2 separate regions of the Homo sapiens genome follow, and region 2 is linked to region 1. A link is an interaction called in ENCODE POLR2A ChIA-PET data of the cell type or tissue named here. Cell type or tissue: GM12878. All regions are shown on one strand. Links, peaks and the distances in the headings refer to the core of each region. The heading gives the core; the rest is flanking DNA.

Region 1 (5,571 bases), core at 1,556-4,055:
AGCTGCTGTTTGTGAATGAAATCCAGATAAAATTATTCATCGAGCCCTGCCAGCCCCACAGTTTCCAGCTTTCTTTTTGCCTATGGCATAGCTCAAATCTTAAAATAATAATAATAAAAAAACATATGCATGTTATTAATTCTCCATATTCAAATGGAAATTCAATGCTATCATAAATCTCTCTTTTCTAATGTAAATTCCATTCTTCAGCATGAAGCTACGGGAAAGCCATTGTATCTGAGTAATCTAAACTTGAAAGAGAATTTTTGTTAAACTAGTTATGATAGGAGAAACATGTTTTTCACCGAGTCGAAAGATTAAAGTTGGTTGTAAAAAGGGGTGGGGGACTGAAGGAGAATTATTGGTTGCTCAACTAATGATTAGATACAGAACTTCAAGGACAAATTAAGAGGCACAAAAGAAAGAGTCATGCAGATAAGTGAAAACAGTTTCAATGATATTAAATAAAAGATGCATTGTTTATGTTAGGTTGTAATCTCTATTCCCATATTCATCTAAACAACCCCCACCACCCCATTAGCTACCCCAGGTAAATTCCTAACTCCACTGCACAATGCATCTGCAGACTGGAGTAGTATCTACCGTTCCCTTTCTCACTGCCAGACCATCCTCCCTATCTCTAGTTTCACTATGTCTAAGCCCCTCTTCCTTTCCTTTTTTTTTTTGAAACAGAGTTTCACGCTTGTTACCCAGGCTGGAGTGCAGTGGCGTGATCTTGGCTCACTGCAACCTCCGCCTCCCAGGTTCAAGTGATTCTCCTGCCTCAGCCTCCTGAGTAGCTGGGATTAAAGGCATGCACCACCACGCCCAGCTAACTTCTGCATTTTTAGTAGAGATGGGATTTCACTATGTTGTCCAGGCTGGTCTCGAACTCCTGATCTCAGGTGATCTGCCCATCTCAGCCTCCCAAAGTGCAGAGATTACAGGTGTGGGCCACCACACCCGGCCTCTAATCCCCTCTTTTAATGAGGCCTTGCTCCAAAAGAATGTAGACAGGAGGTCTAAAAAAAAAAGAGCTGAGGTAGCCTTTTTTTGTTGTTTTGAAAATATGTTGTGAATCCTTTGGTTTATTTCAAACGATTTTCACCCAATACCGTATATCATCCCTCATCTCAAATCGACTCCACTAATTTCTTTTGATTTATCACTCTTGTCCAGCCTACCAACCCTCTTTCCCGCTCATGCCCACTGTTAAATTAAGTGTAGCCTAAAGCCACCTCCTTACATATTTTAAATTCAGCCCAAAGCTTTCTCTATATAGTGAACTATAACCTAAGTGGATGTGTAAACAGACCGTAACCTACTCTAGTGACAATCACCAAGTTTCAGCCAATCAAGGGTGGCCAACTATTCAAACCATGTTCAAATAAGGCTCACTCCAAGCTGTAACCAATAAGGCTGTTTCTGTTCCTCACTTCTGTTTTCTGCACATCACTTTCTTTTTCCTGTTCATAAATCTTCTTCCACCACATGGTTGCACTGGAGTCTCTGAGCCTCTTCTGATTTGGGAGGCTGCCCGATTCACATACCGCTCTTTGCTCAATTAAACTCTGTTAAATTTAATTTGTCCAAGTTTTATCTTTTAACATCACAAACCTACCCCAGGTCTCTCCTTTGAAAAATTATTATTTTGAATGTAGAGTTGGTCTGGGCGTGTAGCAACAAGAATGTGTCTGTGCATTACAGAGATACAGGGAGCAAATTTAAAGGGCTTCCTCAAGCTCTGATATCAATAGAGGCTCAGGTAAGAGACAAGTTTCCCTTGGAGGGAGGAGATGGGGTGCTGGGAAGGACTGAGGTCCAGGATATACCTCCCCTTCAAGGGGCCTGGGCCTAGGCCCTCACTGCCTATGTTTGCATGGAAACCTCCAGAGCGGAGCAGGGTCGGGGCTTCAATCCTCAAGACAAAAACTTTCTCAGCTGACTTTTAGAACAGAGGGCAAAGATATACAGATAAAATATATCCCTCTGTATCAATGCAAAGCATTATCTCTGTCCCAGAAGAGTATTTGCGGTAAAAAGAAACACTGAAATCAGAATAGAAATAGTCATAGCAGGAGTCAGGTGCGGTGGCTCATGCCTGTAGTCCCAGCACTTTGGGAGGTTGAGACAAGAGGATCACTTGAGGCCAGGAGTTCAAGACCAGCCTGGGCAGCACAGCATGACCCTGTCCCTACAAAACAATTAAATATTTGTTTAAATAAAAATTTTAAAAAATATTAACAGAAGGACGGAACTTGACTCGTGCAGGTATACAACTAAGGGTTTGGCTACACATGCACAGGCCTGCTGTCAATGTGTTATTAACATTTAGAGCTGAAATAATACAACTTAGAATCATCTTAATGAAAATACCAGAGCCAACCTCTGCAGCTGCTTATAACATAGTCACCTTGCCTCAGGACCAATTTCTCCCCTGAACTCTTATTAATCTTCAACATTCAAGATAGAAGATTTAATGTTCTCTCTGGATTGTTCAGAGATTTATGACACCTATAGAAATGTTCATAAAATTTGAGGCTATGCAAGCCTTTTGGCATCTGTCTCATTGTTATCGGAACCATAAAAGTCATCACCATCTTGTCCACAGCCAGTCTTTTCTTCCTAGATAATCCGGGGAAAAATAAAGTTGCCTCTGAGTCTCTGAGTATCTGCTTGAAGCAGGCTCTGTTGTCAGGTGTGTGTGTGTATGTGTGTGTGTGTGTGTTGAAGGAATAGTGGTGTCATATCAGGGAAGGGAGAGAGAGAATAGCAGATCAACCTGTATGTGTTTGAGGACTTAAAGGGGAATTTTGAGAAATTGTTTCTAGAGCAACTCATTTTATCTGTCAAAAGGATGCTGCAGTATGTACGTCGCTCACTTCAGCCTGGTTCTCTGGCCCAGCCTACCCAGGAGTGGTAGTCTCCGGAGTGTACACAGAGAAGGGAAGCAGGTGCTTCAACTCCCCCAGCATCTGGTTTAGATGACCACAATGCTGAGAACACCTGCAGCCTGCATTTCAGCCAAGTCTGGCCTCCCATTGTATTCGATTGGACTTTCTGCCTTGAGCAAGAAAAAGGAATTGTTTATCAGATTTGCCAAAGGATCTCCGGGGAGGTGGAGAAAGACAGGATAAACAAACCTACAACAAGCAAGGGTAAGCAAAGCACTGGGAGACTTGGATTATTTGTGACTGTCCGAGGTAATCTTTCAACCTGACACAAAGTAAGTAAAAGCTGAGAGAGAGAAGCAAATGTTAGCATGGACCAAGTCAGTTTCCCAGCGGTTCATGAGGGAACCGATATTAGATCATCTTGTCCAAACTCTGGTCCTAGGCTGACACAGAAATCAAATTCTCAAGACTGGAAAGACTTTCAATCAAACAACAAGGGTTTAAAAGATGACTGTCCTAGAAAAATCTTACAAAGAAGATGGTCTTACCACTTGCGTAGCAAATGTTCCATTGCGCACTTTATAATTTCATATTTTGTAATAACTACGCAATGGGTAAGCTGGTTACCTGCAAATCATATCAAAAGCGATAATCTTGGTTTTACTTCTCTAACCAATGTAAGCAAAGCAAGCACGTCTGATATAGCGATATAATACAACTTCATGGTTGGTATATAGGAACAAAAATTAAATTAACGCGCTTATTTCCAGGGCCTCAGAAAATAGTTTAGCGGTATCATATATTGTGTTTTCTTAGTAAATAATTCTGCAGGAACCCCTTCTTTTTCTTTCCTTTGTATAGAGCCCCAACTAGTGGAATATTGGAAAACTGCACTTAAAGAGAAAACATTTAAATAGGAGATGACCACAGGTCTCTCTTCCTCAGGTTAAGAGCCAGTAAGATCGTACAGACACTGCTCATTTTGGGGTGTGGAGATATGGACAAGGCGCTGAATTAAAAGGGGAGGGGTGTGTGAAACTGGCTTATACTTAGCTCCTCACAGGCATAAAGGGCAAACTCGTACTGATGAAAACAAGTGCAATCTCTGGCATTTGAAATGAGTCAATGGGCTATATCTATCACTAGTTTGAGAAAGGAAAATATTTATTGAGTTCAGAACTTATCTTCTTGAAGATATCTTTTCCAAAGAAAGAGGAAGATATCCTGTGACACAAGATTGTATATGTTGGAGGAAAGAGACCTGGTTTCACAAATTAGATGAGAAGGCAGTTGGCAACATTGTCCCACTGGTGCAGAACAGAACAGAACAGGTAACACTGTGCCTGTGCTGGGGTCGGTGAGAAGGAAGGGAGAAAGCAGGTGGAGGCAGCAAAGTGAAGGGAAGGACTCCCACACAAACAACTAAGAGTCAAATATAGACACCTGGAGAAGTGATTTATGACACAGATTTTCCTGAAGGAATGAAATCTTAGGGGTTCTCGGGCTTTTAACTTTGTTCCTTTCTTTGTTTGTTACCTCTCCATTTCAAGGAATCTCATGCTTGTAGATTTTTTTAGGAGTCTTGGCTCCCTTGCCAAAAAGCACCAATAAAATGCAGGCAGCCTGGAAAGGTTATAAAAATGCAAGATGAATTCATCAATCAGACAAGGTCTTGTCTGTACGTGCAACAGGGGGTTCACAGACAGGCTTCAGGGACTTGGTGGAGCTCCCTAACAAGATGTGTAACTTCTGTGTGTGTGCATTCTTCTGGATTTTATAGCTTTTATCAGATTCTCAAAGGGGCCTGTAACCCAAAAGAAGAATAAGGAATATAACTGTATAGAAATCTGCACACAGACCAAAAAAAAAGCAAAACTCACACTCACATTTTAATGGATGCCCCTCAGAATGATCCCAGACTCCATGAAATTCTGCTCTTAGAGAAGCCAAACAGAGATATCAGATTATTTCAGTACATCATGAGTCAGACTGTAGCCTTCTCTTTTATCATGCAATGACTCTTTGAACAGAGAGCTGCAAGACGTTTTTTGTTGCATTTTGCACTGCTGTGATGGCATAGGGCACCCTTCTCAAACCTCAACGTGCTGTCCTTGAGCAGGTTCCAAGCTGATTAACCTCCATTAACCAGCTTTCTTCACCGTGCATTAAACAAACAAGATGAATTACGCTCAAAGATCCAAAAGCAGCAGCAATCATTTTTGTTAGTTTTTCTTAATAGATTAAGCAGTGGAAAATAGAAAAAAAAAATGCTGAACTTTGGGACTTGAAGACTTACTCAGCACATTTGGTTGTTATCAAAATTAAATCATGAAAGCAGAGTTTTTTATACCACTTCATGTTTGTGGTGGTTATTAAATAAACTCTCCAGTTTTTCATTTCTTTTGAAAGGGGATTTGTTTAAATACTACTTATTTGAAGATTATTAAGTCTCCAGAGTTCAGGGATAACCAGGGCGATAATGCCATGGTGATGCTATCTAACTTCTTTTATGGCATCAGCTTTCCCATAGATTTTATTCAACAAATGACTTGGTTGTGAAGAAAAGCTGTTTATTAATCTGTCTGTCTTAGCCTTCACCTCCCAACCAGACAGTTAATCGTCCAAGGGGAGTTTGAGGGATAACTAGAGAACACACATCATCTATAAGTAATCCCCT
Region 2 (5,571 bases), core at 1,675-4,174, 640 kb before region 1:
CTTTCTCGATGTCAGGGAGCTGTGGATGGGGCTGTCATCTCTGACATGAATCGGTCTGACATTTGGGCGTCTGCAAAGCTCCTCTTCCAGCTGCTTGGATATCAGTTCCCTCCACTACCCTCTCTCAGGGTGCTGGTTTCCAGCACTGTCCCCCTGGCTCTGCCTTTTCATTTGTCTTTCTAGTCTTCTGTGGACTGGAAAGCAGATCCCCTACCCTTTTAGATTTGTGCATGAAGTCGGAGTAAATAGAGTCTAAAAGAGTCTGAATGAGGGGCTCACCTAAAAAGCCACGAGCTGAGCTTTATCACTGAATCTTATGAAATTCTTTCTGGTGGATCAGAGGCCAGTGTTCTTTTTTTAATTAATTAATTAATTTATTTTTGAGATGGAGTCTCGCTTTGTTGTCCAGGCTGCAGTGTAGTGGCACAATCTTTGCTCACTGTAACCTCTGCCTCTCAGGTTCAAGCGATTCTCCTGCCTCAGCCTCCCGAGTAGTTGGGATTACATGTGTGTGCCACCACGCCCAGCTAATTTTAGTATTTTTAGTAGAGATGGGGTTTCACCATGTTAGCCAGGCTGGTCATGAACTCCTGACCTCAGGTGATCCGCCTGCCTCGGCCTCCCAAAGTGCTGGGATTACAGGCATGAGCCACCGTGCCCAGCCGTGCAGAGGCCAGTGTTCTAAAAGGACAAGGTCTTATCATCAAAATAACTTATATGATCCTCATAAGCATGACATTTCTGTGTTATATTTTGAACTCCATGTTGCTTTTCTTATTTGTCAACATTATAGTGTTTTCCATGCCAGACTTCACCACAGCAAACAATAAATAGCCAGACTCAAAGACATCAAATTATTATTTTTATTTTACTTTTTTATTTTTTTTATTTTTTGAGATGGAGTTTCTCTGTTGTCACTCAGGCTGGAGTACAATGGCGCAATCTCAGCTCACTGCAACCTCCGCTTCCTGGGTTCAAGCAATTATCCTGCCTCAGCCTCCCAAGTAGCTGGGACTACAGGCACGCACCACCACACCTGGCTAATTTTTGTATTTTTAGTAGAGACGGGGTTTCACCATGTTGGCCAGGCTTGTCTCTAACTCCTGACCTCAGGTGATCCACCCGCTTCAGCCTCCCAAAGTGCTGGAATTACAGGCGTGAGCCACGGCATACGGCCAGCGTCACATTATTGAGGAAGTTAATGTCCACGGATCCAAATTATATAGATGAATTATTTTTAAATATTTCAAATATGTTTAAGGTTGTGCACCTGTGTTTTAATTGCTCAAGAGGTGATTAGATGGCGTAGAGGTGGTGAGAGACAGGACAGCATAGTACTAAGAGCCAGACCATCTCCTTGTTGAAAGGAGGACAAGATATGTTTGCTGGGTGTTATATGAGTGTGTTTGTAAAGCATTTGGGAAGCATTAACTCTTATTTTTAGGCAGGGAGAAGAATGAACTGGAACTAAAGATTGGTTCCGGATCAGAACAAGAGTAAATCTCCCCCTACCCTTTCTCTCTGCCTCAGGAAAAGGAGAAAAAAAGAAATAGTATAGTAAATATGGACAATTTTACTATATAATAATTTCTTTCTTATTAAACACCTAAAAATATTTTTATTATGTTAAAATGCTTTCTTTTTTTCTTTTGAGACAGAGTCTCTCTCTGTCCCCCAGGCTAGAATGCAGTGGCGTGATCTCAGCTCACTGCAACCTCTGCTTCCCAGGTTCAAGCGATTCTCCTGCCTCAGCCTCCCGAGTAGCTGAGATTACAGGCATGTGCCACCACACCCGGCTAATTTTTGTATTTCTAGTAGAGACAGGGTTTCACCATGTTGCCCAGGCTGGTCTCAAACTCCTGACCTCAAGTGATCTGCCAGCCTCGGCCTCTCCAAATGCTGAGATTACACGTGTGAGCCACCGTGCCTGGCCAAATGCTTTTTTGTTTTTAACTAAATAATGATAATTTATGACTAACAATTTTACTAAATAATAGTATAGTAAACATGGAGAAGGAGGAAAGAAGCCGTGGGGATACTTTGAAGCTACTTGTGTCTATTTGTAAAATAACCATTGCCTAAAACAGAACTCTGACTTAAATACTGATGGCAACTCAATAATCTGCCAACATCTGACAAGAAAAATGCAGAAAAAAGAAAGAAAGAGGGAAAGGGTAGTGAAAATAGTCAAGATAATAGAAACAAGAAAGCACTTCAAAGGTGCCTTAAGCAGCAGTGAGACCCCACTGCCCCTTCTGGGATATGTCATGAATGTACATAGAGAATTCCTACCGAGGAATAAGAAGTGAAATAATTGGGTTCAGAAATGAGGACTTCTTGAGGGAGCAGTGAGGTTGGCTGACTTTTTCTTTAGTTTCATCGTCTCATGAAATGCAAACTCACTGCAAGGAAGTACAATCTTATGTTGTTCATTAAATACCGACTTGGTAAATGAAAGGACAAAGCCTAAAGATGTGGCATCATTAATTTTTTTCACTCCCAACTGTTGGTTGAGTCATTTCCAAAGACAGACTGCAAACCCCTTGAGCTGTGGCTGGAAATGAGGAATGAAGATCAGCTTAGGTGCTGAGAATTTTTATCCATCAAGACCTGGGGTGCTGGACACAGGGTAGAACTTTTGAAGCATTCACTGAAAGCCAAACAGTAGTCAAGAAAAGTTAAGACATAAGAAGACCCCTGTCTTCTACGCAGGAATGGGGAGGTCCTCTCCCTGCAGCTCAGCTTCTGGGCCATCAAAACATGAAGAAACAAGATGGTTGGTGGTTTTGTGTTGTAAACATTCAGCTCCAACACACACCTCAGTTCGTTAAGCGGTGAGGCGGGGAGGATGATCCATTTTGACTCATGCTGCCGAGGTGGCGGAAATCCTCCTGAAGACAGCAGGAGGGATGCAGTGAGACCAAATTACCCACGCATCTGTGGAAATGGGTGGGGAGAGAAAGTGATTCATGTCAGGACTAAGATAGCCTGATTCGTGTCTTTATGAACTCCAAGTGGTCCAGAGTCCATTTTCCAAAGTCATCATGAAAGAGGAAGTTTATTTTAGTAAATAGAAAGTAAAACATGTTGGAGCTGCACACACAGATGAGACTCAGGTGAGGAAGGTGCTGGGACTCCATGCCCAGGAGAAGTGAGGGGGCTGCCAGCGCAGCCAGTGGGCTCGGTGCCCAGAGACCTACTTGATCACACACCTCAGAGGGCTCACTTGATCACACACCTCAGCGGGACTCATGTGCATAGCAAAAAGAGAAAGGGGGTGACAAAATTCGGGGGACTTTGGCCTTTGGCCTTTGTTACATTTCTTTTTTTTTTTTTAGACAGACTCTCACTCTGTTGCCCAAGGGAGTGCAGTAGCACAACCTCACCTCACTGCAACCTCCATCTCCCCAGTTCAAGCCTCAACCTCCCGAGTAGCTGGGACTACGGGCGCACACCACCATGCCCGGCTAATTTCTGGATTTTTAGTAGAGATGGGGTTTCGCCATGTTGGTCAGGCTGGCGTTGAACTCCTGATCTCAGGTGATTCGCCTGCCTCACCCTCCCAAAGTGCTGGGATTATAAGCATGAGGCACTGTGCCCAGCCCTTTGTTATATTTTTAAAAATTAATTCAATTACTGAGGTGTTTTTTTTCCCACATAAAAAAGGGCAAAAGTTATCCATTTTTCTGACTGCTTTACTCCTATTATATGGTTTCCAGATCTGAGATTGTAGGAGGTTTTATACAACCCCTCACAGATAAAAATTGATATGAGATCCATTTTGGTGTGGAGTGTCAATGCTGAAGCATCTAGCTTGGACTGGACCCATGGTGGGGAGGTTTGGGTGCCCCGAAGGCTGCCTGCCCTGGCTGTTTGCTGGAAAGTCTGTATGATCACCCACCTTCTCTTGAGCAATAGAGAGAACCTCCTAGTTCTCCACCCCCACCCCAAAACTGTCTCAGCAGCCTGGTCTCAGGAAAGCCCCAAGCCTGAGTTGTTGAACTTGCTCTCACAGTGTTCGATCGGTTTGAGGAAAATAACTGTCATGTCCTTAGCATTGCCTCTGCTGAAAACCCAAGGGGACTGTGACCATGTGGCAGTGATATAGAAAGAGCACTGCATGTAGAGTTAAAAGACCGAGGGTGTAGTCCCAGCTTTGCAGCTGATGCTTGATGTGTCCATGGGCAGGTCGCTTGTCCCCAGTCTCCTGCTTGTAAGATGAGGAAGTTGAGCAAAATCTCCAGGGTCCCTCCTCCCTATGAGATTCTTCGAGTCTATGAAGTCCAGACTCTCTGGTAATGTGCCAGGAAGAACTTAGAACCTTTCTTATGACAGGAGCCAGGGCTGCTCAGTCCCCTCCTTGGCCACATGTGTCCAGGTGACAGAGAACACCCATGAGTGTGACAACACAGGTTCTCAGGGAAGGAGGAATCTTCCGGCTTTCTCTCCTGCGTTTCCCAAATCCTCTCCCTTTTGAATAAACATGTTGAGATGGTGACCTAAAACCCCATGTCATGTAGTATTAGGTTATTGAAACCCCTCCTTGTGTCTCGCTCTCCATGTCAGAAGCATTGGATTGGAACTGACTTGAAGGAGACAGAGCAGTAACTCCCACGCCTTCCTCCAACAGAACTATTTTAAAACCTTTTGCAGAGAATCCACTCCATGGTTCAGACCTCTGTGAAAAAGTTCTCTACTTGTCCCTCATTTAATGTTTGCCAGCCCTCAATGTTGAGCTGGCCAGAGGATTAGGACACATTTTAAATATTATTTAATAATTGGATAATATATGTACCTGGTACAAAATTCAAAAGATACAAAAGAATATTCAAGGTAAAGCAAATCTCTCTCCCAGCCCATACTCCAGCCATCTCTTCCCTAGAGGCATCCACGTTCTGCAGGTTGTTATGTAGCTGTTCAAGATATTCCATGCATATGTAAGACTTTGTGTCTATATTCCTATTTTTTTCTTTTCACTAATGGCAGCACAGTACTCACGGCTACACACTTCCTTTTTTCTTTTAAAGCTGTATTTGAGAGCTCTTCCATTTTAGTACATGTAGATCTGCCTCATTCTCCTTTAATGTCTGGGTAGTATTCAATTATATAGACGATCATAATTTGTTTAACCCTTCTTCTGTTAATGGACCTTTAGATGTTTTCCAAAATGTTGTTAAACAAACGATGCTGCAATGAATATCCTTGTACACGCAACATTGTCTTACCATGTGCTACCTGACAGTGTGAGTTTTATTTTCCTGTGTAAATGTTTATCTTCTCAGTTAGTTTGTAACTGCTTACAGAACAGGCACAGACATTCAAAAACAAAACACAGTATTATGCACATAGTATGGCTTTCATAAAATATTGGGTGAATGAATTAAAGCTCCTCAATCATGCCAGTGGTATGGAGAAGCAAATGGTATTTCAAAGGTTAAATGAATTGCCTAAATCAGAGAACCAGACAATCAAAGGAAACACCAATAAAATAAAATAAAACTGATAAAAATAAAAGCAGATATTTAGAATATACTTCCCAAAAGTTGAATATTTTTCCGACATTTACATTCA

What was found. Peaks named below come from ENCODE experiments on the same cell type or tissue, not always from the same donor. Only the 100,000 strongest peaks of a DNase experiment are listed, where the experiment ranks them.
Region 2: POLR2A ChIA-PET joins it to region 1 with 5 read pairs; 1 of 35 experiments calls an interaction of 5 or more read pairs at or near these places.

The regions. Positions count from the first base shown.
Region 1 is chr6:105,483,074-105,488,644 of GRCh38, reverse strand. No RefSeq gene overlaps it. Among named protein-coding and RNA genes, the nearest start is that of PREP, 83 kb to the right of the region's middle. In GM12878, for the core only: a CTCF peak has its summit at 3,767; DNase peaks (open chromatin) are centred at 2,934 and 3,805; H3K27ac peaks cover 183 bases.
Region 2 is chr6:106,123,654-106,129,224 of GRCh38, reverse strand. No RefSeq gene overlaps it. Among named protein-coding and RNA genes, the nearest start is that of PRDM1, 40 kb to the right of the region's middle. In GM12878, for the core only: no CTCF peak of the experiment used is centred there; a DNase peak (open chromatin) is centred at 3,004; H3K4me3 peaks cover 955 bases; H3K27ac peaks cover 1,359 bases.